Linked DNA regions of Homo sapiens: region 2 is linked to region 1. Evidence: chromatin contacts called from ENCODE Hi-C or POLR2A ChIA-PET data. All regions are on one chromosome and are shown on one strand. Each heading gives the region's core, a stretch centred on a gene start or an enhancer-like site at or near the end of the contact. The rest is flanking DNA. Distances are from core to core; before and after follow the strand shown. Region 1 overlaps CREB5 (cAMP responsive element binding protein 5). Region 2 overlaps CREB5 (cAMP responsive element binding protein 5).

Region 1 (2,967 bases), core at 203-2,702:
ATGTGGAAATATATGTTCCAGGATTAAAATTGGTGTAAAATCAGGGAGGGTTTTTTTACGTAAATGTCTTCATATATGCATTCTGTTGAACATATTTCTGAGTTTCCTGATGCAGCTGGCCAATTCATTCTCTTAACCAGAATACTCCACATTTGTATATTCTAATGTTAGATATATTTGGCCAGTGCCCTACAAAGAAGTAAAAGGTAAGAAAAAAATATGTAGAATATTTTGGAAGCGTCTCCCATAACCCGTCAGAGCTCTGTACTGATATCCATTCTTGTAGAACTCCAAATTCCATATTATCTTCATTGCTCTCCTGAAGAATTACTGAGTGTAAATTATATACTATCACTTATCCATAAAGAAGAATCAACTTAGTTAAGAAAGCTGGGATCTATTAAGATTATAGCCATCTACTCAACGGATTATTGACTCCTACAAAAATGTCTTAGATGATAAGAAACAAAGAGACAGAGAGAGTGTGTTAACTTCCAGTAGTGCTACCTACCCTTCTGCCATTTTCCCAGGCTTTGCTGACTTGATCCTGAATTAATGAGCCTGTTACATGATAGCTAATAAAAATGACTGGAGGAGAGATACTGTTTGGATTCTGCCACATATTTGGTTCAAGGCTGGATCGATTTTATCTCTATTTAATACATGCTTGTTTTCTGTCTCACTTGTCTTCCCCACAGCCCATGGCTCACTCTTTTTTTCCATCTGGGAAACTTATCTCTGAAAACGCTACCATCAATCAGCCAAAGACACTCTTCCCGGCAGAGCGTCTGCCAGTTTGACTAAGCACAAGTAGTCACTAGTTTGGGGATGCCTCCCACACTCTCCATAGCTGTGTGTTTTTCTAGTCTGCCCAACCACACAAGAGCAATTTGAGATATTTATATTTACCTCTGGTTTCTATTGAGGTAATGGCACTACTTTCACAGAATTGAGCGCAGGGCATGGTATGGATTGCTGTGGTATGGAATGGAAGTTGCACGTGTTGTTTGTCTACTTCCTTTTAACATTACTTCTTTGGATTTTTGCATTTGCACTCATTTTGGTCTGGTTTGGCTCAGTGCCTGTTCAAAAAGCATGAAAATCAAATGCTTATGAGGATGCCTACCCTTTGTCCCCAAAGTCCTCCCTGATAACTGGCACTACTCCCATTTTCAAGTCCTTTATGTTGATAGCTCTCTCAATACATTCAAGCCTCCAAGCTTAAATTTTGTACTGTGAAAAGAGGGAGACAGAGAAGAGCGAAAACTTGGGGTTGCCTGCAGCAGCCAAGCACTGATAGAAGGGAAGGGAAGAGGGGGGAGCAGGAGCCAGGTGGCCCCTTCTCCCACAAAGTCTCAGCCATGAACACACCCGCTGGCCGCAGCACAAGAGCACTATGCGTGGGCACAGGTGGGTCCCAGCCTTTCTGGCTGGATGCAGCTTAAGCACTGAGCCTGAATGAAGACTTTCATTGCTGTTTGCTGTTTTTCTTGGCCAGTAGCCATGGCAAACATTTGCAGGTGGCTTGGCCAGATTTTGACACTTAAATATTTGAGGTTGTGATAAAAATCAGAATATTACTACAATATGGTTCTGTGCAGCCTCAAAAAAAATAAAGTAAAAAAAAAGCTATCTGCAATTTCAAATGCTCATTTAAAGACACAGTCTCCAGAGGGAACTCGTGTTTTCAAATAAGTACTCATTTCCTCTTTCCTGAGAGAAATAAAAGAGTCAACCGTCCCCAAATGTTACCACCTAGAGTTTCATACTGAATCCACTGGTGAGATGGGTTGGGTTATTTCTTGCTGAGTCTCCAGGATCATCCGGGCAAGGTTTTGGATGGAGAAAAATGGAAACGACAAGATGTGTGGGTTTGAATCAACATGGCAAACACACCAGGGAGGAATCTGAATAAAAGAAATAGCCTCCCTCGGGCTTGGCAATGAGACAGAGTCCTAAAAGTGACAATTATCTCCTAGAACACACCAGGAGCGACACACAACACCCCAGGCTGGAGAATAAATGGGAAGATGGAGTGTGTCCAAAAGGCGTCCATACCACAGAAACACCCGCCTCCATCCAGGCATGGTGACACAGCCTACAAATGTCACCCAAATGTACAGTCCTGGGCCAGCTGGGTAAATTATCAACAGAGTCAGCACTCATCTTAAACTTTATTGCTAGCCCTCAAAAGACTGTTTCATAAAGACCAGCTTTGTGCTAACAATGGCTGAATACTAAGGGCCTCCAAAAGGGTAGTTGGTGGGGGGTGGCAGGGAGAGGGAGGCAGGAGAACTCCAGGGGGGAAGGAATGCTGTAAAACTGCTAGTAAACTCTAGCACATTTTATGTTTTTTCCCCTTGAAAGAAAAATAAAATAATTATAATTAGCTGGCATAACTGTGAATTGTCTGCTGAAAGCCAAGCCACTTGAGAGAAGTCCCTGGAGATTTAGATGCTGTCTTTAATGAATCTACTCCACCCTCTTAGCACTCTATGGGTTCTTGATTTAGATAGCAGCAACATTTGCTCTCATGGTCATTTGAGAAGAAAAGAAATCTTTAGCAGAGACACTTACCAACCTAGCATTGACTCCTTTCAACAAAGCCGAGCATTCGAAGGGCCAGGTTAATGTTCTGTTTCTTGAATAGAAAACCAAACGCACCCACAGCAAACTCACAAAATGGTCATTACCCATTACCCATTACTCTCATTTCTTAAGGTGGGTCTTAACGTATCACAGCCATTCCTGGTAAGTTGAAAATGTGAGACAAGGTGCCCCTTCTGGAATATCCTAGGGAGGAATAAGCCAGTGTTCCCTGCAGGTCTGGAATTCTTATAACACCGAAAAACAAGAGGGAAAAGACCTACTGACAAATTGTGGAGCAGTTTCTAAGTTTTTAATTATCACTTCCAATATTTGACTGAAAATTCAAACAGAATGTTGATGCACATACCAAACACAGCA
Region 2 (2,967 bases), core at 270-2,769, 240 kb before region 1:
TAATTCACAAAGGCATGCTCATAGCTTTGTAGAATAATGAACTTGGCACCCATTGTCTACAAATATAAACATAAAATAGATGGTAGCTCCGAGATGCTTCCACTTGATAAAAGTGAACGTAAATGTAGCACTATCTTGAATAAGCCACTTAAAAATTGTGATCAATAATATCCTCTCTTTGGTCAAGGTTTATTTGTGGCTGCCAGGCATTATACCTCACATGTAGGAGACTTAAAAAATGCATGCACACCGAAAAGGACGATTAACATTGCTGTCATTAAGTTGTACCTACACTTTCAATATGAACTTGGCTTTTCAGCCATGTATTTATCACCTAGGAAAGTATGTTTGGGATTCTAGAAGTTGCGCTAAAAAAAATTGAAATCTGTTTTAAGGAATATCTCCCATTTCTAAATTTCTTGGTGAAATAAATTATAAGCAACCACATATTGAGTAACATTAATAACAAAAATAATAAAATAAAACAATGACAAAATAATAAAAATCTCATCTACAAATCTCATCTCATTCCCTTTCTCTTCCAAACTTTATTTTTACAAAATAAAAATGACTATTTGGGAAATTAGCCTTAATGATGAATAAATCACTTAATCAAACAAGAAAATTGCTCTTACATCTCAGAACATACAAGAAGGCAAATTGTACCTCCCAACTCCAAATGAATGTGATTGATAAGGGGCTCTGTGGAAACCAAAAGTGACCCTGTCAATTCCAAGGTCAGTGGGATAACTTACAGGACAATTTATTTTAGCCTTAAACACTAACTTCTTCCTCTTTGACTTTACACCTATCTAAATTCAGATGGCCTTCCTTCTTTTTCTCAGTTCTCCTTCTGCTCAAAATAGCACATATAAAAGAAAGTCACTTCTAGACCATCAAATGAAGGCAATCTCTGGTTAAAAAAAAACAACCAAACAAAAACCAAGAAAGGAAACAGAGATGTGTTTATGTGTGTGTGTGTGTGTGTGTGTGTGTGTGCGTATATATTTGCTTCAGAAGGAAATGTCATATTATTTGCATTTAGACTACAGAAATAACACTTTTCTGAAATCGAAACTGCTAGACACCTTGCCCCCTGAGTAGAAGCTCTCAGCTGCAGATAATGTAGACAATGGATCTTAGAAAATGGAATCAAGTTCTAATTTCTAGTGAATCCACACTTTTCTACCTAGAAAACAAACAAGAAAAGTATTAAAAACAAAACTGGGTTCTCTTGCTTTCTTATACTTTTGGAAGAAAAAACACCCCTGCCTGTGGCCATCTTGGAGAGGTTGAATTTAGTCTCCATTTCTTCCCCCACTATGTCCTGGGCAATGAAACCCTTTCTTGGCAGCATTCGATCTCCCAGGCACAAAGTGTTCATTGCCCCTTCCCTAAGAAAACACTCAATTCTATTCTCTGGGTTTCTACAGTTAGCAAAGAGCTAACTGCCTATGATATTTGGCATGCCCCAAACAGTTTCACAATAAATTTTTGCTTTCATAAGTCTGTTTTACTATAAAAAGAGCACTAGTCAGCACATGTGGTGCCCTGGCCTATCACCAAAACCCCATACAAAGTATATGACTTTGGTGGCATTTAGTCTATGAACAGCAAAACACTTTATTAATAAAGCAATATGTTGTAAGTACAGAGACCAAAGGCCTGAGTGTTGTGAGGATCTGTAAAAATGCAGAACCCTGAGAATATTGAGACAACTGACCATCATTTAAAGATATATGTGAATATGAACATATTCTTTTTTTCTTTTTTATTGTTATAGAGACAGGGTCTTGCTATGTCGTCCAGGCTGGACTACAGTGGCACCATCATAGTTCACTGCAGCCTCTACCTCCTGGGCTCAAGCAATCCTCCCACCTCAGCCTTCTGAGTAGCAGGGACTAGAGACATGTGCCACAATGCCCACCTAATTTTAAAAAATGTTTTGCAAAGATGGGGTGTAGCTATTTTGCCCAGGCTGCTCTTGAACTCCTGGCCTCAAGTGATTCTCCAGCCTCAGCCTCCCCAAGTGCTGGGATTACAGGCATGAGCCACTGTGCCTGGCAGGACATATTTCTTAATGTAACATGTTAATACTTATTTAGCCATGTTATTGTGGGAAAATGAACACCAATTAATGTCCTCAGTAGAGAAGGGCAATCAGCTTCTTGTTTATCCATATACATATAACTATGATGCTGCAAGGACTAAATAAAGGCCTAATAACCACATAAGCCATAGAAATTCATGGGGCAGCATCCAGTAGGAAAAGGAACTCTCACTTGAGAGTTGAGAATAATAGGGTTTGAGTTCCCAAGCTGCCATGCCAACCAAGTATAAAACACGATGGTTGAACTACTTCCAGAAAGTTCCTTCCAGAAAGAATTTTTTTTTATTCTACAAGCAATTCTGTGTCACCTTCTATTGAGAAAGCAAATTACCCAATTATCCAATGAAAGAGTCCATCTTGACTTTTATTCATTACTTAGCTACTTTCAATATGCTCAAATATGCTTATAATTCAGGTCTTATCTTTCATAAGGGAGCCAGTTCTAGCACCTCTTATGCTTCTAAATCTTAGTAGGGCAGATTCCAAAGCAACATTTATAGTTTCATTTTAGAGCAAAATTTTCTATGTCCATTTATGTGTCCATATTACTGAGAGAGCATCTACGGAGCCTTCATTATATTTCATAAGGGGCCTTTGGCTTAAGAAAGGTCAAGAATCACTATCCTAGAGAAAGAAGAATGAATTGTGTGCTGTGCACATGCATAATCATCTTAAGGATTCCATAGTGAAAGACTGATTAGTGTAGGAAATGCACAAATACTAGACTATATTTTAAGTAAAAACGCTTTTCAAGGGAACGTAAGTGGAATCACCTTGAATTCATTTTGGAAGAGAACAACCAGATAGCAAATGTTTCAAAATGCATACAAGAAATCAAATGTGGCCTGGAAGTCTAG

The links. A loop is a pair of places that touch in the nucleus more often than their neighbours do. ChIA-PET counts read pairs that join two places held with the same protein, here RNA polymerase II (POLR2A). Pooled maps may share reads with other maps.
Region 2: a map of OCI-LY7 shows a loop between it and region 1 (2.5-fold over the local background). The contact joins two enhancer-like sites. A Hi-C loop is called at or near these places in 1 of 168 maps with a recorded cell type or tissue (OCI-LY7), 6 of 37 single-sample maps with no recorded cell type and 5 of 50 pooled maps. POLR2A ChIA-PET finds 5 or more read pairs at or near these places in 1 of 52 experiments (GM12878).

Annotation. Positions count from the first base shown.
Region 1 is chr7:28,571,921-28,574,887 of GRCh38, reverse strand. The region is part of intron 5 of CREB5 (cAMP responsive element binding protein 5); the gene reads right to left. Among named protein-coding and RNA genes, the nearest start is that of CREB5, 160 kb to the right of the region's middle. RefSeq lists silencers at 779-828, 1,403-1,697. Within about 2 kb of position 1,452, at least 4 of the 41 ENCODE cell types and tissues checked have a DNase peak (open chromatin) inside an H3K27ac peak, as active enhancers do; they include OCI-LY7, where a contact is called at or near this core.
Region 2 is chr7:28,814,088-28,817,054 of GRCh38, reverse strand. The region is part of intron 9 of CREB5 (cAMP responsive element binding protein 5); the gene reads right to left. Among named protein-coding and RNA genes, the nearest start is that of TRIL, 140 kb to the left of the region's middle. RefSeq lists an enhancer at 1,096-1,275. Within about 2 kb of position 1,519, at least 3 of the 41 ENCODE cell types and tissues checked have a DNase peak (open chromatin) inside an H3K27ac peak, as active enhancers do; they include OCI-LY7, where a contact is called at or near this core.